Linked DNA regions of Homo sapiens: region 2 is linked to region 1. Evidence: read pairs that join two places in POLR2A ChIA-PET (ENCODE). Cell type or tissue: OCI-LY7. All regions are shown on one strand. Links, peaks and the distances in the headings refer to the core of each region. The heading gives the core; the rest is flanking DNA. Region 1 has its middle 15 kb from the start of MSANTD3. Region 2 overlaps TEX10 (testis expressed 10).

Region 1 (16,351 bases), core at 3,927-11,926:
TAACCTTGTGATCCACCTGCCTCAGCCTCCCAAAGTGCTGGGATTACAGACGTGAGCCACTGCGCTCGGCCTCTGAAGCTTTTACTACTTGTTTTTGGAGTACTTGATTACTCTAAATAATTGATACCTAGGTGTATAGTTACTTATTGCTATACGGCAAATTACTCTAATATTTAGAGGCTTAAATCAACCATCATTTATTATCTCACAGTCTCTGAAGATCAGGAAGTAGCTTAACCAAACAGTTCTGCCTTGAGGTCTCTCCTAAGGTAGTCAGCAATATGTCACCTGGGGGAAGAGTCATTTGAAGTCTTGCCTGGGGTTGGAGAATAGACTTCCAAGGTGGCTCATACACACACACAGTTGTCAAGTTAGTGCTGGTTTTTGGTAAGAGGGCTCAGTTGCTCTCCATCTATGTCTGTTGCTGAATTAGAAACTTGAGTGAAAAGATGAGGGTAGTAGCGACTAATGTTGAAACAGCTGTTAGGGATTGAAAGCAAACTCTTTGTTTTTCAGATGTCAATCCTCTTTATGAGCTTCCCCATACACTGGTTGAATAACCTCACAAAAGGGTGACTGTCTTTCCCCATAGCAAAGTATTCATAGACATATTTTAAAACCTCCACACCAGACGCAGCAGCTTTGTACTACGTCAGGTTAGCTAAGCTAACTTGGTACTGTTTCCCAGAATTCTGTTCCTTGTATAGTTCTGGCTTAGCCATGGACCTAAGAGACATTCTGGGTTAGATTTGGAAGGTGGAGATTTGGAAGCTGGAGACATGTCTTTTACACTCTGAAGGTCTTCCTGGGCAATAGGCGGTGGGACATCATGTCATGATCACTGGCTAACCTTATGCCATGGGGCAGCACTGGGTCCTGCAGCTCCTTTAGCTTCCCTGAGTTCTGACCCACAATGAAAGCATGAGCATCAAGGTTAGAGTTGGTGAGAGACAGAGGCAGGGTCTAGTGTTCGTTGTGGGCCACAGTTTGTCCTCACAGGTTTTAGTTTGTCCTTGACCTTGTCCATATTCAGTTTCCTTCCCGTCTGTCAAACTGGCTGACCTACAGCGACTTCAGGCTCAGCATTAGACTCAGAGGCAACAGCAGCCTGCACAGACTGCCACCACTGCTGCTGCAAACCTATGTTACTTTCTATAAAGCTGCTTGAAATTGTTCTTTATTACTAGAGCCGGTCTGCCACTAAGAGGCTGTGAAACCTTGAGGAAGAGGATTGATGTCTGAAAAACAAAGAGTTTGGTTTTGATCCCTAACAGCTGTTTCAACATCAGTTGCTACCACCCTCATCTTTTCACTCAAATTTCTAATTCAGCCATTGTACTTCTCAGTGTCTTTTCTAGAAAAAGACTTGCCTGTGATTACCAACAGCCATGTTCATGGCAGCTTTGATTATGGACAATAAAGGAAGGCAGGAGGTAGGGAGAGAGAAAAGAGGGAGGGAGGGAGAGAGAGAAAGAAAGCAAGAAAGAGAGAGAGAGAAACATTGAAAAGAACTTAAAAGTTCATCAATAGGGAAATGCATCAATAAACTATGGTATTTCATAGGACTGATAAAGCATTGTATTGATGTGCATTTTTGTTTGATGATTTTTGGTTTGGTTTGGTTTTGGCAAGCCATTTTGACTCCACAGTTTTAAAACTGGTAAACATTTTAGACCTGGGCACATTCCCACACAAGGAAATTTTGGACTTTTATTTATTTATTTATTAGAGACAGGGTATCACTCTGTCACCCAGGCTGGAGTACAATGGCACATAGCATGATCATAGCTCACTGAAGCCTCAAACTCTTAGGCTTAAGCCTCTCGAGTAGCTGGGACTGCAGAAGAGTACTGCTGAGCTCAGCTAATTAAAAAAATTTTTTTTTTAGAGATGGGGTCTTGCTATGTTGCCCAGGCTCATATCAAACTCTTGGCCTCAAGCAATCCTCCTACCTTGGCCTCCCAATCTTCCTGCCTCGGCCTCTCAAAGTGCTGGTATTACTGGCATAAGCCGCCATGCCCAACAAACGAAGGACATTATAATTTAACCTATTGTTCTTAACTCTACCACAAAATGAGTAGTTAGTATGTATAGGCAAAGCTAAAAAAGCAAGACACCAATGGAAGATGACAAGATGATGTTACTCTTCTGTAGCATCTGAAAGGATTTGCTTACAGTGTTTTCATAAGTTAAGAATTAAATATAAACTGTCAGTATTGTGTCCAATTTATAATAAATATTTCTGTAGAAAGAATTAATATAAAATAAAATTGACAATGGCTAAAACTGCACATGGTAAACGTGCAATTTGATAAGTTGATTCTAAAATTTATCTCCAAGAGAAAATGTTCAAGAATAGTGAAGACATTTTGCAAAAGATTCAAGATGGCACTCATTCTATCAGATAGTATCCTACAAACTTATAGAAATTAAATTTGCCTGTCTCTAAACAGGATTAGACAATTAAACTCAAAGAATAAAATAGAACCCTGAAAAGACTCTTGGACATGTAGAAATATCATACATTTAGACCATAGAGGAAAAGATTGATTAGTCCACAAATGGAGTTGAGATAATTAATTACCTGTTTACAGAGAAATAACATTCCTACTCCGCATCACATAAAAAGAAAGATTCCAGATGCATTTTAAAGCTACATGTAAAAAACATTAGCTAGGTATTAAAATAAAATAGAGCACTTCTTTGTGTTATCAGAAAAGGAAATACAAAAAGCAGATCCTTGAATAATGTGTCTTTCAACATCGTTTTCTTCTAATTTTGATGAGAAAAAAATTGGTTTTCTATGTTGTTTTGCTTAAAGTTGCAGTTTACAAGAGCCTATTGACAATGTTAAGTGAGGACTTACTGTACTTTCTTATGTAAAATACTACAAGCAAAGTCATACAGAACAAGATTCATAAATATAACTATGTAAAAAATCATTTCTATACACATAGTGCCCAGATATTGATTTCTAATAGCATTCTCCAATAAAAGGGACCAGGATTCTTTGAAAAAATGGCTGATTCGAGAACTAGGGTAGGAAATATACAAGATAAGCATTGTGCATTTTTTAAAGTTAGAAAGTAAGGAAGAGCTGGCCGGACACGGTGGCTCACCCCTGTAATCCCAGCACTTTGGGAGGCCAAGGCGGGCGGATCACCTAAGGTCAGGAGTTTGAGACCAGCCTGGCCAACATGGTGAAACCCCATCTCTACTAAAAATACAAAAATTAGCCGGGCGTGGTGGCAGGCGCCTGTAATCCCAGCTACTTGGGAGGCTGAGGCAGGAGAATTGCTTGAACCCGGGAGGCAGAGGTTGCAGTGAGCTGAGATCACACCACTGCACTCCAGCCTGGGGGACAAGAGCGAGACTTCGTCTCAAAAAAACAAACAAGAAAAGAAAGTAAGGAAGAGCTAAAATATGTACACAATTTTGGAGATGTGTTGAAGGGACACAGGAATTAATTGAAGGTGATCCCAATGGCCAAAACTAGAACAATTTGAGCAACAAAAGAAAGTAGCATTGAATTTTTTTTTTTTTTTTTGAGACAGAGTTTCACTCTGGTTGCCCAGGCTGGAGTGCAGTGACGCAATTTCGGCTCACTGCCACCTCCGCCTTCCGGGTTCAAGCAATTGTCCTGCCTCAGCCTCCCAAGTAGCTGGTATTAAAGGCGCCTGCCACTACGCCCAGCTAATTTTTTTATTTTTAGCGGAGACGGAGTTTCACTGTGTTGGCCAAGCTAGTCTGCAACTCCTGACCTCATGATCCACCTGCCTCAGCCTCCCAAAGTGCTGGGATTACAAGCATGAGACACCATGCCTGGCTGAAGTAGCACTGAATTCTTAATGTAACTCAAAGTATACAATAAATAACCATGAGCCCATACTGTACAAATAAATGATGGAATAAACACATTAATTAAATTAATAGGGAAGAGTAGGCAACTCTTCTATGCAGAAGAATTCCAAATAATATGTGAAGATACTCCATCCTTAAGGTGGTGGAGCATAAATTCCCACCCCTTAAGTATGGATTGTGCAGTGACTGCCTTTCAAAGGGTACAGTATAGAAAAGGGGGAAAAAAGAAGAGTAACTTTACCATGGAGAAACCTGACAAACGCTATTTCAGCCAGATGAACAAGGTTAATATCACTAGTGACAAGTCATGTTAACAATCTGTACCCTTGAAATGGTATGATCAGAGTTACCTCTTCAGGTTTCCGCCCCCAAACCCAAACTCCAGTCCAATGATTAGAAAAACACCAAACAAATCCCAACTGAGGAACGTTCTACAAAATACCTAATTAGTACTCCTGAAAACATCAAGGCTATCAAAAACAATAAAAGTCTGAGAAATTTTCACAACCAAGAGGGGTATAGAAGACATGATGATTACATTTAATGTGCTATTTCGAATGGGACTGTCCAACAGAAAAAGGACATTAGGCAAAAATGAAGAAAATCTGAATAAAATATGGGCTTTAGTTAATAATAATGTATCAATATTTGTTCATTGATTGTGACAAAGATACCATTCTAATGTAAGATATTAACAATAGAGAAACTAGGTGTGGGATATATAGGAGTACTCTGTTCTATCTTCACAGTTTTTCTGTAAATCTAAAACTACACAAAAATAAAAAGTTGATTTTTAAAAATTGGCTTCTATGTTATAGACACCCTTAACAACACTAAAAGACAAAATCAAAACAATGATGTACTATTTTCAGATACCAGATTGACCAAAATGTAAAACTGTTTGGAAAAAATGGGTTCTTTCATGGAAGTGTAAATCGATAGGAGCTTTTTAAAGGGCAGTTGCTCTCAGAATGTTAAAATGTGTATTCCTAGGTATCTAGAGAACGACTACTTTCACATATGCAAAAAAGGGCATGCACAAGGGTTTCCTAAAGCATCATTAAACCTAACTTCTATCAAAAAGGAAATGATTAAATAAGCTATGGAATAGTCATATTTAGAACACCGTATTTCGGCCGGGCGCAGTGGCTCACGCCTGTAATCCCAGCATTTTGGGAGGCAGAGGCGGGCGGATCACGAGGTCAGGAGATCGAGACCATCCTGGCTAACACGGTGAAACCCTGTCTCTACTAAAAATACAAAAAATTAGCCGGGCGTAGTGGCGGGCGCCTGTAGTCCCAGCCACTCAGGAGGCTGAGAGAGGAGAATGGCGTGAACTCGGGAGGCGGAGCTTGCAGTGAGCCGAGATCGCGCCACTGCACTCCAGCCTGGGCCACAGAGCGAGACTCGGTCTCAAAAAAAAAAAAAAGAACACTGTATTTCATTAACTCGAGGATGTGACCCGCTATAGCCTTCGTTATTTCATACATCATTAAGAAAGAAAAATGATCCTAATTAAGCTATGACACAAAGCTTTCTTGCCATTTATAATTTTTATTTTATACTTATTGAAAAAGCTAATTAAGGCTTAAGACATCTTTAGTTCCATATTATCCTTATGCATAAATTAAAAGGATTCATGAAATAAATTGATTACCATATAGCTAAATCCTCTTCTCAGAGTCTGAACCTTCTGTATAATGTTTAGACTCAGAATCATCAATATGCCAGGCTGCTAACCTCCATTCTGCAAGTTTTGATGCATACCCAGCAGGCAATGACAACCACATCACTATTGCTGCCTTGCTAGCTGACAGCAACTGTAAGATGCATACCAATCTGAGAGATCATAAAATGTGAATAAAAAAGTGTGCCTTAGAAACAAGAGTATTTTGCAGCAGCTAAAGGAACTGAGGAATTCTAATTCATATTGCTAAGAAAAAATAGCAAGTTGCAAAAAATAATATGCAGTATAAGCACATTTATGGAAAAAAGCAAAATAAACCTCTATGTTTGTGGGACATTCCCTGAAAATTTGGCTACTCAAATTTTCTTCCTTTTTTTTTTTTTTTTTTTTTTTTTTTTTGATACAAAGCCTCTCTCTGTCTCCCAGGCTGGAGTGCAGTGGCGCGATGTCGGCTCACTGCAACCTCCGCCTCCCGGGTTCAAGCGATTCTCCTGCCTCAGCCGCCGGAGCAGCTGGGACCACAGGCTCGCACCACCATGCCCGGCTAATTTTTTTGTATTTTTAATGGAGATGGGGTTTCACTATATTGGCTAAGCTGGTCTCAAACTCCTGACCTCAGGTGATCCGCCCACTTTGGCCTCCCAAAGTGCTGGGATTACAGGCATGAGCCACCACATCCGGCCTCAAATTTTCTGTACTTGAAAATTCTATACTTTAGATACTTGAAATTACCTTTCAAGTATCTATAGAATGGCATGATAAGGGGGACCTCACAGCTCCCCTTTATTGTGCCATTCTATACTTTAGACACTTGAAAAGTAACTTTCCCAGACTCCTGTTGAGAGGTCAACTTGATAAAATTCCTGTCAATGAGTAGCAGGCGGGTATTCCCTTAGGCTCCTTTTCTTGAATGAAAATATAAAACTTCACAAGAAGATGACTTTTGGCTTTTCTTATCTAGTACATGCACACAATTCCTCGAGAAGCAGCAATCATCTTATGACCACAAGGACAAAAGTCACATGCTGGGAGTGGTAAACTGAAAGATAGAAGGACCCTAAGCGCCTGAGAGCATTGTTGAGCTGAGCTGCCATGCACTCCCGCTGTGCGCTGCCTGCTCCTGGGCTTCTTTCCTCTCCTTTTCTTTGTGTGGTAAAATATACATAAAATTTACCATTTTAACCATTTTTTGGTTTTGTTTTGGTTTTGAGGTCTTGCTCTGTCGCCCAGGCTGGAGTGCAGTGGCGCGATCTCGGCTGACTGCAACCTCTGCCTTCCGCGTTCAAGCGATTCTCTTGCCTCAGCCTCCTGAGTAGCTGGGATTACAGGTGCGCGCCACCACGCCCAGCCAATTTTTGTATTTTTAGTAGAGACGGGGTTCCACCACGTTGGTCAGGCTGGTTTCGAACTCCTGACCTCGTGATCCACCCGCCTCGGCCTCCCAAAGTGCTGGGATTACAGGCGTGAGCCACTGCGCCCGGCCCATTTTAACCATTTTTAAGTGTACAGTTCAGTGGCATTAAGTGCATTCACATGGCTGTGCAACCATTTTCACCATCCATCCAGACGTTTTCATCATCCTCAACTCTGCACCTGTTAAACACTAACTCCTCATTTCTGCCCTACCTGCAGCCTCAGGTAACCATTATTCTATTCATCTGTCTTTGTGTATAATATTTGACTATTCCAGATACTTCATGTAACTGGAATCATACAACATGTGTTCTTTTGTGTATGTTTTTTTTCACTTAGCATAGTGTCTTCAAGGTTTGTCCATGTTGTAACTTGCATCAGAATTTCACTCTTTTTAAAGGCTGAATAAGGTTCCGTATATACCACATTTTGTTTATCATTTATACGGGGACATTTGATTTGTTTCCCCCGGGCTTTTGTTTGTTTGTTTTGTTTTTTCAGGGTTTTACTCTGTTGCCCAGGCTGGAGGGCAGTGGGGCGATCACTGCTCGCTGCAGCCTCAACCTCCCAGGCTCAAGCGATCCTCCAACCTCATGATAATGGTTATAATAGCACTTGCCATTTACTGGGCTTTTTCTGCGTACCAGGCAGTGCGCTAAGCCCTTGATACATACGACGTCATTTAATCTTCACAAAATCCCTGTGATGCACACAACTACAATCAACTACATTTGATACAGGTAGCGATTGAAACTTGGACAGATAACTTGCCCAAGGCCACACACAGTCACACCAGACACTGGAATCTGGATCTGTCTCACTGCAAAGCAGCAATTCTTGACCACTAAAGTAATTGAAAAAAAAAAAAAGCAAAATCAATAGACTCGATGTGAGCAGTAAAAGACGCATCGTGTGTAAACTAAGGTCAGTCTCTGACGGGTTCTCTTTGAGTACCCCCGGGACACCCACTAAACGGCCCCAAGAGCGCTAACCCCACAGAGCCCTAGAGGTTTTCCTGCTCCTATCCCATCCACGTTTTCCTCGTCACTGCAGTCTAAGCTTCGCGAGCTCCTCCCCTTCTTCGCCACTGGCTCCTCCTACGCAAGCGCACTGTGACCCGGAACTTGACTACCGTTCAGCGTGTCTCCCAGAGCTGCTGCGCTGGAGCTGAGGGAGCGCGCAGAGCGGGGCGGTTGGGCGGGGCCTCTGTGTAAGCTGCGGGGCTTCGCGGGCTTTGGGTTGGGGAATGAATGGCGTGGACCGTACTTGTCAAATGGAAGGAGTCGCAAAAATTTCGATTGCACAAGTGTTTCATCCATCCCTCCATTTACTCCAGAAGTCTGTACAATGTCAATGACTGCTGTGTGCTGGCACCCACCTGGCACAACGACTGTGCTCCCTGCGTACCCGCACTTGATGGATACAGCAGTTCATGAAGGAAATGGGGACTAGGGGATGTGAAAGATGTTCCTGGAACCTCCCTCCTTGCTCACAGCCCCCATTTCCCTATCCCCTCACCCCACCACCAAAATTCATATAGGAGATGTCGGTATCTAGCAGGAATGGCACCAGGTTGTCTCTAGGGTTACCATTCCATGCTCCTCTGTTATCCAGAGGACCCGTACTTACCCCATGCGCATTCATCTGAGGGTCATGTAATGGCCTTTTTTAGTGTCAATGTCCTCCTAAGACTGTATGATCTAGGATGGTAGAGACAAGGTCTTGCTCACACTTGAGTCCCCTGACAGTTGAATACCCAGATCCTAACGCAGAGTTTGGCCCAGGTAAGATTCAGATTTACCTCAATATAAGAAACACAAATGAGCAGCTACTCTGTACAGTAGGCTATGTGATATATAGCATACAAAAATAGGCTAAGTCCGCTTTCTAGGAGCTCACAGTCTAGGAGGGTTGGAACGCTTTTCATAAGATAAGGTGAGGAAAGGGGGCACTCAACAAAGGAGCAAATAGCTAGGGATGGGGACTGTCGAAGGCAGACCATTGATCCTTAACGCTGGTCCCCAGGGACAGAGAAAGAGAAAAGGGAGTGGGGGAGGGAGGGGAAGAAAAGTAGTAATTTTGTTTTGCTTGCTTATTTGTATTTTTGTGCCAAACTATTTTTTTTCTATTATGTTTTCTCAAAAGTTGAATATTTTCTCACATCTGCAGCAACCTGGGCCATTATTGCATAAATTCCTCTTTCCTCAATGTCTGCTTCATGTCAGTCCTCTAACCTCTCTCTCCCAGTTCTTCCTCCTGACACCTACCACTCCTCTGATTGCTTAACAAGTGTTAAATTGTAGAAATGGTTTCTGTTCTCATTGTTCAGCTTCACAACCACTTTATTTCTAGAACATATGGTCTCTAACTCATTAAGAAATAGCCGAACTGACCGGGTGCGGTGGCTCACGCCTGTAATTCTGGCACTTTGGGAGGCCGAGTCGGGCGGATCACGAGGTCAGGAGATCGAGACCATCCTAGCTAACACGGTGAAACCCTGTTTCACAGGCTAAAATACAAAAAATTAGCCGGGCGTGGTGGCGGGCGCCTGTAGTCCCAGCTACTCGGGAGGCTGAGACAGGAGCATGGCGTGAACCTGGGAGGCAGTACTTGCAGTGAGCCGAGATCACGCCACTGCAATCCAGCCTGGGCGACGGAGCAAGACTCTGTCTGAAAAAAAAAAAAAAAGAAAAGAAATAGCCAACTATCTATCTATATACACCATTTTATAATTTCCCAATTCCAAAAAGCTTTTCATTTATCCAGTTTTTTGTTTTTGCTTTTTTTTTTTTTTTTTTTTGAGACAGAGTCTTGCTCTGTTGCCCAGTGCAGTGGCATGATCTCACCTCACTGCAACCTCCACCTCCCGGGTTCAAGCGATTCTCCTGCCTCAGCCTCCTGAGTAGCTGGGATTACAGGCACGTGCCACCACACCCAGCTGATTTTTGTATTTTTAGTAGAAATGGGGTTTCACCATGTTGGCCAAGCTGGTCTCAAACTCCTGACCTTAGATGATCCACCTGCCTTGGCCTCCCAAAGTGCTGGGATTACAGGCATGAGCCACCGTGTCCGGCTCCATCCATCCAGTTTTATAAGCAAGCATAGTAATCTGGTAGATTTATTTGACACTATCCCCACCCTTACATTCTCATATCCAATATATTATCAAGTTTTGTCAATGTTATGTCCCGCACATTTCTCAAACCTGTCTGTGTCACACCATCTCTACCAGCACCTTAATCCAAACTTTTACCTGGATTAATACTATACTCACCTCAATTTCATTTTTGTTTGTCTGCCAATCCATTCTCCCCAGAGCAGAATAATAATATTCTTAATATGCAAATCTAATCTGCCATTTGATCCTAACACCTGTCAATGATTTACTTTCATTTCAAGGTTAAAGACCAAAATCCTTAGTGGGACCTACAATATTGCCCTGCCAAAATCTTCACTCTATTTTACTTTGTTCTATCCACTTTGTCTTTCTGTCTTACCCACTGGCCTTCTTTCAGTTCCTTAAAAACACCCTTCTACCACAGGGACTTTGCACATACTATTCCCCCTACTTCATGTATTATTTTCCTTGTTCTTCATATTCTTAGCAACTACACATCCTCTAGGTCTCAGATTTAACATCACTTCTTAAGAGAAACTATCTCTGACTCCCAGATCAAGTCATTACAAAGATGAATTCTGCCAAGTAAGCGTGATCAAAGTAAAAGTGTGTGTTCAGAACTCCATTTGCTCCTCCTGGTGCACTCTTCACGTTTCTCTGCCATGCCTTGTGGCTAAGCAGGCTGATTTGTGTGGACTACACCAACATCTCCCTGGCCTCCCTGGCCCTCAGAGCAAATGAGGGTGTCAAGGTGTTTATCCCCTGCACCTCCAAGCTGGGTCGCTGCACGCTGGCTACTCCCTCAACCAAGTGCCAGCTACAGCTTTTGTCAGGCAGCTGTCTCCATGGAGGTTTCTTTGTCTCCAAGTTCTAGGAACTGCTGCCTCCTCTCGCTCCTCCAAGCTAAGGGGTACCATCAACAGTGCTATCACATACTACATTATTACTTCTGGTTCCCCTAATCCCTGCCCACTCCTTTGTAAATAGTTCTTGTATTTAACACTTTTCAAATTACCCTCTTGCTGTTTGCCATCTGTTTCCTCTGGGGACCCTGACTGCGACATTGCCCTGGGGAATTTTTGGTGTAACTAAAGTTTACATCATTGGTGTCAAAACTTTTATTTATGGCCAACCAAAAGGATTATCTAGTCCTTTATATTTATAAAATGGAATACTATATGGTTACTGAAAAAGCATGTTTTTGAAAATAGAAACAGGATAGAAATATGTTGAATTTGGTCTCAATTTTATTTTAAAAAATCTTAACTAATATTTGTCTCTATTCAACAGATATGCTTCAAAATGTTAATAGTTGCTTTCAGAGTGACAGAATTACTTTTTTGTATATGATTTTCTCTATTTTCCTGGTTTTCTGCAATAATATTACATTTTTATGATAATAAAGATATATAATATATATACATACACGTTATTTTAAGACATTTTTAATTGATCCAATTATTCAAGTTATAAAATCCATTAATTAATTAAAGTATAAATTAAACAAGACAATGAAAGTATATTGCCTAGGACACTACTTGCACGAGGTGGACACTCAATGTATCAATAACAATTTATCATGACAAATAAATGTTTTCCAAACTTCTCAGCTTTATTAAACAAAATACAGAGAACACAAATTAGACTTTTCTGGATGACTTGGGAATATTAATTATCATATTGTACTTTAATAGGATGCTCTGAGCTCATTTAATTCAATTCTTTCATTTAACATACCAAAAAAAATCTGTAAAATAGAATCATCCCCAGAGAGGTTAAGTGACTTCCCTGAGGTCATATACAGCTAATTAGTGCTCTCAGCTCATTTTTTTCTCTCTAAAGACTTCCTCCAAGATCTGCTTCCTTTCCTCCAGAGAAATACTTCTTTTCCTATATTTGTCAGTACGTGCAACTTATTTAATTCTATTGCAAACTTTTTTTTGACTAATTAACCCTATTCCTAACTCTGTAATACTACATTATGTATTTTTTCTTTCTCTCTCCTTGTCTCAGTTCTATTTTGATTCTGGAAATAGATGTTATCAAGTGAAATGAATACTAATAATAGATAACAGTGAAAGAAAATAAAATAGATTCAGAATAAACTTAGATTTAAGAATGAGTTGCTGCAACTATCTGAGGCTGGTGACGCAGTTGGTAAAAAGAATTTACCAAGGCAGGCTGGGCATCATGGCTCACTCCCGTAATCCCAGCACTTTGGGAGGCCGAGGTGGGCAGATCAGTTGAGCTCAGGAGTTTGAAACCAGCCTGGCCAACATGGTGAAACCCCATCTCTACTAAAAATACAAAAATTAGCTGGGTGTGGTGGCACATGCTGGAATTATACCAGCTACTTGGGAAGCTGAGGAGGGAGGATCGCTTGAACCAGGGAGGCAGTGGTTGTAGTGAGCCAAGATCATGCCAGTGTACTCTAGCCTGGGTGACACAGTGAGACCCAATCTCAAAAAAAAAAAAAAAAAAAAAAAAAAAGAATTTACCAAGGCAGTATATGAGAGAAAGTAGTAAAAATGCATTGCAAGAAGGCAATGGGCAGATCAGCAAGAGAGGAGCTGACTGCAAAGAGACAGAGGCTTGCTTGGGTTTTATAGGATGATGCTTGTGCTGGAGAGGGATATGTGCAGTACAGATAATGGCTAGGTTGCAGTGAACTAACTTGCATTTTTCTATCAGCTGAGGGACTGGTGATAGCTGGGTGCAGGAAGATTGTGAGCTATTTGCGCAGGAGGGCTATGTGTCCTGGACCATGAAGAAAGGCAGACTCACAGCTTATCTGCTTTTTCTTTTTGCTTTCCCCTGCTCCCACCAGCCTGACTCCCTTTCTCTAATTAGGACTCCACATGAATGCCATCAACTTTTAGAGCCAATTAACATGCCTTGTACTCCCCTTCAGAAATCACACAAATGCCTACCATCACCTTTCTCCACCTCTTTATACTAACAGTACTTTGGTGAGGTGTAATTTATGTATTAAAAATGAATACATTTAAGTGTAAAGCTTGATGAATTTTGACAAATATATACACTTGTGCAACCATCATCCAGATCAAGGTGAAGAAATTTCCTTAACTTCGGGAAATTCCTGTATGTCTCCTTCCTGTCATCTTCCCCCCAGACCCCACGAGACACACCACTATTCTGATTTCTATCACCATAGCTTGGTTTTGTCTGTTCTTGACCTTCTTATAAGGAATCATGCAGTGCGTACTCTTTCATTCCGTGTATGAGCTGTTCATTTCTTTATATTGCCATATAGTATTCTACTGTGTGAATACACCTCAATTTATTTATCTGTTCTTCTGTCAATAGACACTTGGGTTATTTCCAGTGTGGGCTATTATGAATAAAGCTATTATAAACATTCCTGCACAAGTCTTTTTTGGAAATACAGTAAACTTTCTTAAAACAGGAGGGTTTTTTTGCTTTTTTGTTTTTTTAGCTCATCAGCTATTGTTATTGTATTTTATATATGGCCCAAGACAATTCTTCTTCTTCCAATGTGGCCCAGGGAAACCAAAAGATGGGACACCCCTGGATATGCCTAGGAGTAGAATTCCTCCATCATGAGGTAAGTACATGTTTCACTTTTTAAGAAACTACCAAACAGTGGCCGGGCGCGGTAGCTCACGCCTGTAATCCCAGCACTTTGGGAGGCCGAGGCAGGCGGATCATGAGGTCTGGAGATAGAGACCATCCTGGCTAACACAGTGAAACCCGTCTCTACTAAAAATACAAAAAATTAGCTGGGCGTGGTGGCGGGTGCCTGCAGTCCCAGCTACTCTGGAGGCTGTGGCAGGAGAATGGCATGAACCCGGGAGGCAGAGCTTGCAGTGAGCAGAGACCGTGCCACTGCACTCCAGCCTGGGCGACAGAGCGAGACTCAGTCTCAAAAAAAAAAAAAAAAAAGAAACCACCAAACAGTTTTCCAAAATGGTTGTTTTATTTTACACTCTTTCCCATTACCCCACATCCTCACCAATACTTAGAATTACCAGTCTTCTAAATTTTAGCAATTTTGATGAATATGTGTTAGTCTCTCATTATGATTTTAATTTGTTGAGCAACTTTTCATACATTTAGCAGATATCTATTTTGTGTGTGAAATATCTGTTCATTTTGCCCATTTAAACACTTGGGTTGTTTGTCTTTTTATTATTGATTTGTAAGAGTTCTTTAGATATTCTGTTTACCTGTTCTTCATCTTTTCCAGTCTGTAGGTTGCTGTTTCACTTCTTTAAAGTGTCATTTAATAAACGAAATTTTAAAATTTTTATGAAGTCCAATTTATTGACTGTTTTTTTTTTTTGTCCAGTTAGTGAATTGTGTTATAGGAAACAGTTATCTGCCCCAGCACGGTGGCTCACGCCTGTAATTCCAGCACTTTGGGAGGCTGAGGTGAGCAGATCACTTGAAGCCAGGTGTTCAAGACCAGCCTGGGCAACATGGTGAAACCCTGTCTCTATCAAAAATACAAAAATTAGCTGGGCATGGTGGTGGATGCCTGTAGTCCCAGCTACTTGGGAGGCTGAGGTGGGAGGATTGCTTGAGCCCAGGAAGTGGAGGTCTCGGTGAGCTGTGTTCACACCACTGCACTCCAGCCTGGGTAACAGAGCATGACCCCAACAATCCCCAAAAAAAGAGTAGTCCAGAGACTTTTGCAAAGAATGAATGGATGGGGTTTGCTTTATCAGATATTAAAATATTGTATAAAGAGGCTGGGTGCAGTGGCTCATGCCTGTAATCCCAGTACTTTGGGACGCTGAGGCAGCTGGATCACTTAAGGTCAGGAGCTCGAGACCAACCTGCCCAACATGGTGAAACCCCATCTCTACTAAAAAAATAAGAAAATTAGCCAGGTATGGTGGCAGGTGCTTGTAATCCCAGCTACTCCAGAGGCTGAGGCAGGAGAATTGCTTGAACCTGGGAGGCAGAGGTTGCAGTGAGCCGAGATCATGCCACTGCACTCCAGCCTGGGCGACAGAGTGAGACTCCATCTCAAAAAAACAAACAAAAAAAAAACGTATATATAAAGATAAGTAATTTTAAATGTATGTTACTCCAGAGAAATGGAAATTTTTAGCAAAGAAACAGAATAGAGTTCAAATATAAACAGATACTTCTAAGCACATGGGCAAGGATGTACAAGCCCATAAATGATATTGAAACAACTATTTATTCATTGGGAAAAGAAATCAAATACTTACCTTACATTAAGGCAAAAATAAATTCCAGATGGAGCTTAACATTAAGAAATCATACCAGTATTAAAAGCAGAAATGAAAAGTGTTTATAATCTTAATGAATATCTTATGCAAATGCAAAATAATGGGAAATTAACTGTAAGAATTGTCTTCTGCCTGAGATAATAGACAAAAATACATGAGAAGCAATTTAAAACAAATGAGATAACATTTTTCAGGATCAGATTAGGAAAAATTTATTAATAAAAAACATGCTTTGTGTCACTTAATGGATACCCTGATACATTACTAGTGCACATTTATATTGATATAATCTTTTTGAAGGACAGTAGTTAGATTTTAAATGTGCAATCCTTTCAATTTAGAAATTCCACACCTATATACATATATATATTCTAGAGACACAGATGTACACAAAGAGGCATGTATGAGGGAGTTCACTAGAACATTAATTTTGATAAATGGTGTTTAAAAGTCATAAAGTAGGCCAGGCACGGTGGCTCACTCCTGTAATCTCAGCACTTTGAGAGACCAAGGTGGGAGGACTGCTTGAACCCAGGAGTTCCAGACCAGCCTGGGCAATATGGTAAGGCTCCATCTCTATTTTTTTTTAAAAAGTAATAAACACACTGTATAATACTGTATTTCATTGACTCTAATGTGACATCAATTGTAAGACCCAACATTATTTTGTATACCAATAAGAAAAAAAAATGCTGCCAATTGAACTGTGGCACAATACTTTATTATGTAGAATATATATTTATATTTAATGAAAGAGATCTTTTAGACTTATTTAACCTAGATTTATAAGTCACATATCACTTTCTTTTGCACTCACAAAATGGAAAATATAAAGGAAATAAATGAGTTAAGGTATTTTTAAAACAACTTCACAGGCAAGGTGCAGTGGCTTACACCTGTAATCCCAGCACTTTGGGAGGCTGAGGCCAGTGGATTGCCTGAACTCAGGAGTTTGAGACCAACCTGCGCAACATGGTGAAACCCTGTCTCTACAAAAAATACAAAAAATTAGCCGGGCATGGGCACACA
Region 2 (8,000 bases), core at 1-8,000, 68 kb after region 1:
TCTGGTTTTTGGCTCTTATGAATAATGCTGTTATGAATATTTGTGTGTAGGTCTTTGTGAGGATATACATTTTTCGAGTTTTGCTTTTTAAGCTCTGAAGTTTAAATAATACTAAAGAGTTATTTAAAGTTTTTTTTTTCCCAAAGGTTACATAAATTATTCCACAGATAAAATTGTCAGGTAGTATACTCTGAATAAAACACAAACACCCTGTGAAAGCCCATTTGAAACAGGCAGAAACGGCCTGTCAAGAGTATATATATACACCTTCCATGATGTTTGGTACCTAGTAGGTTTTCAATAAATGATGGTGTGATTGCTGTCACTTTATATCATAGAGCGCCTAAGCCTGCATGTAGGTTAATGTAAAGAGAGAAAATTCCAACTGAAAATTATGCAATGTTTTTATTAAGCTGAAAGTATTTTTCTGTTTCTGATCCTAACAAAAGCTAAATAACATTTAAAAAGTACTTATTGAAGCAGTTTCCCCAAGGAGTGTCAGTTTACTAGTGTAGTGTTAGTTAGCATGTTTACGTGAAATTGATACATGTATATAAGTATACATCTAAAATTTGTATTTTTATTTATAGGATTTGCTGTCACAGATGCATCACTACAATGCTGGGGTTAAACAAAGTGCTCTTCTTGGACTTAAAGACCTTTTGTCTCAATACCCATTTATAATTGATGCACACCTTTCAAACATATTAAGTGAAGTGACTGCTGTGTTTACAGATAAAGATGCTAATGTACGATTAGCAGCAGTTCAACTTCTTCAATTCCTGGCCCCCAAAATACGAGCTGAACAAATTTCTCCATTTTTTCCTTTGGTAAGTGCCCATCTCTCTAGTGCCATGACTCACATTACTGAAGGAATTCAGGAGGACTCTTTAAAAGTTTTGGACATTCTGCTGGAACAGTACCCAGCTCTAATTACTGGCCGTAGCAGCATATTGCTTAAGAATTTTGTAGAACTTATTTCTCATCAGCAGCTGTCCAAAGGACTGATAAATAGAGACAGATCCCAGTCCTGGATACTTTCTGTAAATCCTAATCGGAGACTCACTTCTCAGCAATGGAGGCTGAAAGTCTTAGTGAGACTCAGTAAATTCCTTCAGGCCTTGGCAGATGGATCCAGTAGGTTGAGAGAAAGTGAAGGACTTCAGGAACAGAAAGAAAATCCCCATGCCACTAGCAACTCCATTTTTATCAACTGGAAGGAACATGCCAACGACCAGCAACACATCCAGGTTTATGAAAATGGGGGTTCACAGCCAAATGTCAGTTCACAGTTCAGGCTACGGTAAGAAGGATTTCAGTTATGTCCACACAGTTTTGCTGTATTGAATTATAACTGCTAACCATTGATGACTGTTGGTGGGAAGACATGCAGTTGTCTTTCATAGTTTTCATATAGTTACTCATGATTTGATTTTATTTACTGATGGGAAGAGTTATTTGTATGTTAATTTATTTATAGCAAAGCCTTTGAGAAATAAAACTTGATAATATCTTTTGGCTTTGTCATCTTAGAATTTCATTTTTCTTACTAGTTTTGATTGATGTAATTATCAGTTCATGGTGCTTCATTTTACTAGTACTTTATATTTAAGATTTAAATTAGCAAGGGATAATAAACATTTTTTAATCACTTAATTTTTTTCTTTCTTACCCTTATTAGGTATCTGGTTGGAGGACTGAGTGGTGTGGATGAAGGCCTGTCATCTACTGAAAACCTGAAAGGATTTATTGAGATAATAATTCCATTGCTAATTGAATGCTGGGTTGAAGCTGTACCTCCACAACTAGCTACTCCTGTTGGGAATGGTATAGAACGAGAACCTCTACAGGTTATGCAGCAAGTTCTTAATATTATTTCCCTTCTGTGGAAACTCTCTAAACAACAGGATGAAACCCATAAATTGGTGAGAACTAATGGTTCTTTATTTTCTTAGTATTAATAGCCTTTTATCATAAATGGCAAGATTCGAAATCAGCTCATTACTACTAATTGGTTATATATTTTTCTGAAAAGTACCCTGGGTTTAACTGTAAACTTGTTTGTTTTGCACAAAACTACAAATTAGTTTTCTGAAGTTATTATCTGTGAATATATATATATATATATTTAAGTGAAATGCGTAACTCATGCTTGGTTCCATTAGTTTTTTACTGGCTATAATTCATAGTAGTGTTACAGTGTATTGTTTATGGCAGATTGATTGTGTAGGAACATTCTAGTTTCTGAAAGGTCTCTTACAAGGTTTAAAAAGTTGCTTATTAAGTAGTCTCTTTCAATTTATTCCACATTGCCAGGTTTAGTAGAAAGGGACAAAACTGAAGAGCTCATGATCAGACTTGAATTGTTTTAAGTGTTGTGCTATAGTGAATGTAGTGCATAGTGTATGCTACACTTTTCCTTTGCAACCAAGGAGGAACAAGCTGCAAGATTAAGTTGGTGCTAAATCAATACAGTAACACACTTGAAAAGGGTAGCTACAGAAGCAAGACTTCAAAGCTAGAAGCATCTGGTTTTCAGAAGAATTGCTGTAAGGACTTTTGATAAGGCAGGTGTGAATCCTTCAAGTTTATATAAAACTGAGAAGGTAGTTTTCTTGTTTTTGTTTTATTTTTATTTCAAGTTGAAGTTTAGAATGAGTCAGTATGGTGCATAAGACGGGATAAATTAAGTAGTATTTGATAGTCTTGAAAAGCATTATAGAGTTGTAGTAAGGTGTATATTTTAAGAGCGTGTTCTATTGCTGTTAACTCATCATCTGTAGGAATGTTTTGTCAATTGCTTTTTCAAATAAGATGGCATTTTATTGATTACGGTTTTGAGACTTTGTTTTATGATTCATTGCATACATTGGCAAAAAATTAATAATAGGGCTATAATGTAAGATTTTGAGAAAGCAAAGCTTGTTTCTCATATGGCAGTTAATTTGTGATGTAGGCTAGAGACAGTAAGAATGTATATAGCTCCTTTAAAAAAAGTATATAGTACTTACAGTCTTGATCTATGATCATCTGAAAGGTTCAGATAGAAAATAAAAGTAATGCTAAAGTCCTTAAGATGTCCTATAAAAAAGAAAAAGTAATATTCAACATGGACTTTGAGTGCTAGTTTTTTCTTTTCTTTTTATTTTTGAGACATAGTTTCGCTCTTGTTGCCTAGGCTGGAGTACAGTGGCACGATCTTGGCTCACTGAGACCTCCACCTCCTGGGTTCAAGCAATTCTCCTGCCTCAGCCTCTTGAGTAGCTAGGCTTACAGGTGCCCGCCACCATGCGTGGCTAATTTTTTGTATTTTTAGTAGAGACGGGGTTTTACCATGTTGGGCAGGCTGGTTTTGAACTCCTGACCTCAGGTGATCCACCCGCCTCAGCCTCCCAAAGTGTTGGGTTACAGGCGTGAGCCACCACGCCTGGCCTAGTTTTTTCATTTTTAGAGAGCCAAGAAGTAAAAATTCCAAGCTTCTTCGGTGTTTGATTACATATAAGCACTAGTAAACTTTTGTTACTGCTTTGTTAGTAGCATTTGTATTTAGATAGACTAGTAGGACCAAAATTCAAAATCTGAAAATTTATTAATTATGCTAGTTTTGGGTCATCTTATCTGGATAACACTAACAAAGGATCTAAATACTGCTTTAGTTTTATGGATATTTAAAATAGTATGCTTTAGAACTATTTTGTGCTATTATAACATGACTAGGCTTATTAGCAGCTCATTAACATATAATGGTAAGTTTAAAAGACTGCGTAGACTGTTGAAGATCAGAATACAAATTGAGATACTGTATAAAGCTGAAATAAATAAATTCAGATAGGAATAATATTTAAAAACATCCACTGGTAGAATGCTCTAATTCACCTTGGCAGATTTGTAATAACTTGATAAGAACCATTATTTATTTATTTATTTTTTAAAAAGGAACCATTATCTTAGAGACAGAGTATAAAAATGTACATCATTGGTACAATCTATACAAAATGATAGATTGTTAGTAGCATTCTATACAAAATGACATTAAAATGCACATTCTGGTCTTGAACTTCTGGCCTTAAATATCCTTGCACCTTGGCCTCCCAAAGTGTTGAGATTACAGGCATGAGCCTCTTTGCCTGGCCACAGCCTAATCTTTAGGAGGAACCAAATAGCATTGCTTGGCATTGATGTCAGATCACACACCACAAGCTGAATTGTAACTCTTTTTCTCTCAGAAACTGTATAGATTTTTCTATTGGTAAATTGATGTCTCGGTTAGATATAGTCTTAGGACTACTGACTGTTTGCTTTTACATGTTGGTGCTGCAGCTTAATGCATTTAGTTTGCTAGTATTTACAAAAAGTCAAGAAATTTCACTTGTATTCAGGTAGTTTTTTTTTTTTTTTAAACTTTTTAGTAATTTGAAGCTTTGATCCTTACTTTGAAAAGAAGTCTCAGGGTACATTAAGTCTTACATGCAGTGGCTGAATAGTCAGATTCTGTAATAATCAACTGAAGTTGTTTATTTCTGAAATACTGTGTGTATCTTTTTTTTTTCCTGTTCATATAAACAGCCATTTATTCCAGCACTATTTGTTGAAAAGATTGTTGTTTTACATTTGATTACCTTGGCACTATTTTTCTTTTCTTTCTTTCTTTTTTTTTTTTGCATTCCCTTACCTATCTTTTTTATTTTAAAGTCAAACCTTCAGAAGGAATACAATAAGCACTTGCCTACCCCCATCTAGTTGCAGCAATTTCTAACATTTTGTGCACATGTTGAACTACTACTGTATGTATTCTTAATAGTTAGCTAGCTATATCCTTGATATAACTAGTTTTTATTTATTTTTATTTATTTTTTTTTGGAGACGGAGTCTCACTCAGTCGCCCAGGCTGGAGTGCAGTGGCGCGATCCTGGCTCACCTCCCGAGTTCACGCCATTCTCCTGCCTCAGCCTCCCAAGTATCTGGGACTACAGGCGCCTGCCACTATGCCCAGCTAATTTTTTTTGTATTTTTAGTAGAGACGGAGTTTCACCGTGTCAGCCAGGATGGTCTCGATCTCCTGACCTCGTGATCTACCTGTCTCAGCCTCCCAAAGTGCTGGGATTACAGGCATGAGCCAACGCGCCCGGCCGATATAGCTAGTTTTTAAAATGAAATTACAGTTTAACATTAGCTTTTTGATTTACTGTGGTTTTTAGGGTACTGTATTAGTAGTGTCAGGGTCAGTATTATGTTATAAAAATTGTGTCTTAGCTTTGCATTTAATGCTTGACTTGCTTGCTACTTTTTCTCTACGTGTGTGTCTCATTGCTTTTATCCTTTTGCTGTGAGGGTTAGAGTTTGTAACCAAACACTAATGCAGTCATACTTTATAAGGCATTTATTCAAAGCTTTATTGGGCATCAATAAATAATGGCTACTTAAATTAATTAAAATTTAAAATTCAATTCCTCAGTAACCCTAGCCACATTTCAAGTGCTCAACAGCTACATGTGGGTAGTGGTTACTATATTGGACAGTGCAGATAGATATAGAACAGTTTGATCATTACAGAAAGGTCTTTTGAATAGTACTATTCTAGACTCTGGGGCTACAGAGATAAACATGGTTGATAAGGTGCTTGCCCTCATGGTATGTACCTTCTGGTGGGATCTATAGACAGTAAACAAATATATAATGTCAGTACTAGGAAGAAAGATGAAAGTAAAATGGGGTATAAAGAGCATGGGCAGGAACAGTGAGGGGGAGCTATTTTAGATAGGTTGTCAAATGCTCTCTGAGAATAAGATATCTGAATGTCATTGAAGTGAAGGAGCAAGTCTTGTCAACATCTGTGGGAAGAACATTCAGGCATAGGAAACAGCAAGTACAATGGCTTTGAGGTGAGAACAGGCTTCGCATATTTGAAGAATGGCAGGAAGGCCTGTGCAAATGAGGTACTGGGAGAATGGTAGAAGATGGGGGCGAAGAAGAGTGATAGTGGCCAGATCATGTGGGACTCTGTGGTCCCTGGTAAGGAGTTTGGATTTTAACCTGAGTGTGGCGAAAAGACCACTGGAGGGTTTTGAGCAGAGGAGTGGCATGATCTGCATTATATTTATTTAACTTTAATGTGCTGAATTTATAAAAATAGAACACTAGTGAACTCCCAGGTGCTCACAGTCTAACTCTAGCAACCATCATCTCTTGGATGACCAGTCCTGTCCTACATGTATATACATTTCGTTTCCTTTCCCCCTTCCTGTATCATTTTGAAACACGATTTATGTTTTAAAAGATCACCCTGGCTGCTGTGTGGGGAATTGACTTTTGGAGGATAAGAGGAGAAACAGGCAGACTGGTTAGGAGGCTATTGCAGTAATCCAAGTAAAAGATGATGGTGGCCGGGTATCTAGTGGTTGAAATGATGAGAACTAGCTGGATCTAGGTAAAGCCAGCCAGACTGTTGGTATGTATAATGAAGGAAAGAGGAGTCAAGGATGATGCCAGTGTTACATCGCCCAAATGAGAAAGAAAGTCATTTGGCAGGGAGAATTTGGTTTTATTCATGTTAAGTTTTAAGATGCTTGTCAGAAGTTGAAGAGGAAGTGTCAAGTATGTATTTGCATATAAAATCTGGAGCTCAGGCAGAAATGATTCAAGTATTATTACTGGGCAGATCCAAACGTTTAGAAGTCAGGAAGAAGAGAACCCAGTAAAGATACTAAGGAGGAACAATAATTGAGCTGTAAGGCCGGGTGCAGTGGCTCACGCCTGTAATCCCAGCACTTTGGGAGGCCAAGGTAGGTGGATCACTTGAGGTCAGCAGTTGAAGACCAGCCGGGTCAACATGGTGAAACCCAGCTCTACTAAAAATACAAAAATTAGCCGAGCGTGGTAATGGGCACCTGTAATCCCAGCTACTCAGGAGATTGAGGCATGAGAATCGCTTCAATCTGGGAGGCAGAGGTTGCAGTGAGCTGAGATAGTGCCACTGTACTCCGACCTGGGCGACAGAGCGAGACTTCATCTCAAAAAAAAAAACCAAATTGAGCTGTAGGGTGACCAGCTGTTTTAGCACCTCAAGTCCCACATCTAGGAAACTTCTCAGTCTCTGACAAAATGGGATGGTTGGTTACCTTGGATAAGAGGAAATAAAGAATATTCTAATTTGGAATTAGAAAGACAGTGTTTCCATAGGAGGGAAATGATAAATTCACCAATACTACTGAAGCATTTTAAGTAAATGCATTGCTTTGTGAAATTGTTAAATAATGGAATTGCTGGAGAATAGAGTTATGGTGTAGACAGAACATCAGGGAGAAAGACTTTCTTGTATATTTCATAAACATTGCATTAGTAGTCCAAATTCAGAATTTTCTTAAGTCTCAGATACTTTCACTTTTTCTCTCTTAAGCAGCAGACAGAATGCAAGTAAATAGTTATTAAGCACCAAAAGGATCTATAGATGAAAAGTGGGTGCTTTAACAGTTAATTCTGATTTTTAAATTTATTTACATATTATATTACTGGTAGAAAGTGAATTATGATGGGACATTTATTTGACAAGTTGTCATTTCTCTTCAAGTTTTATTGCTTATTTTACATTTTTTCTTGTAGATTTTTCTAATCTTTGCTATTTCAATAGGAGTCATGGCTTCGAAAGAACTACCTTATTGATTTTAAACACCATTTTATGAGTCGTTTTCCATATGTCTTAAAAGAAATAACCAAGCACAAAAGGAAAGAGCCAAATAAAAGGTATTATGATTCTTTTTCACTGTATAACCTTGAAAAGCTGTTTAACCTGAAATTATCAGGAAGTAATTAACCTTAATATGGAACTTTCTACACTGCTGTGTATTTATGTCTAGATTTTGTGAAAATAAAAGTAGTAATATGGCTGATTTTTGGACAAGTGAGTTTGAACCTTGGGATTAACATTTTATTTTTATTTTTTAGTCTGTAAAATGGTTTTTTTGTGCTAGATGAATGTATCAGCTTATGTAAATACGAATTTA

What was found. Peaks named below come from ENCODE experiments on the same cell type or tissue, not always from the same donor. Only the 100,000 strongest peaks of a DNase experiment are listed, where the experiment ranks them.
Region 2: POLR2A ChIA-PET joins it to region 1 with 10 read pairs; 25 of 35 experiments call an interaction of 5 or more read pairs at or near these places.

The regions. Positions count from the first base shown.
Region 1 is chr9:100,403,515-100,419,865 of GRCh38, reverse strand. No RefSeq gene overlaps it. Among named protein-coding and RNA genes, the nearest start is that of MSANTD3, 15 kb to the left of the region's middle. RefSeq lists a silencer at 8,145-8,234. In OCI-LY7, for the core only: no CTCF peak of the experiment used is centred there; a DNase peak (open chromatin) is centred at 8,075; H3K4me3 peaks cover 1,437 bases.
Region 2 is chr9:100,339,997-100,347,996 of GRCh38, reverse strand. It overlaps TEX10 (testis expressed 10), which reads left to right. Exons shown (of 15, transcript NM_017746.4): 3 at 591-1,303; 4 at 1,682-1,925; 5 at 7,628-7,740. Among named protein-coding and RNA genes, the nearest start is that of TEX10, 8.9 kb to the left of the region's middle. RefSeq lists an enhancer at 6,365-6,864. In OCI-LY7, for the core only: no CTCF peak of the experiment used is centred there; no DNase peak of the experiment used is centred there.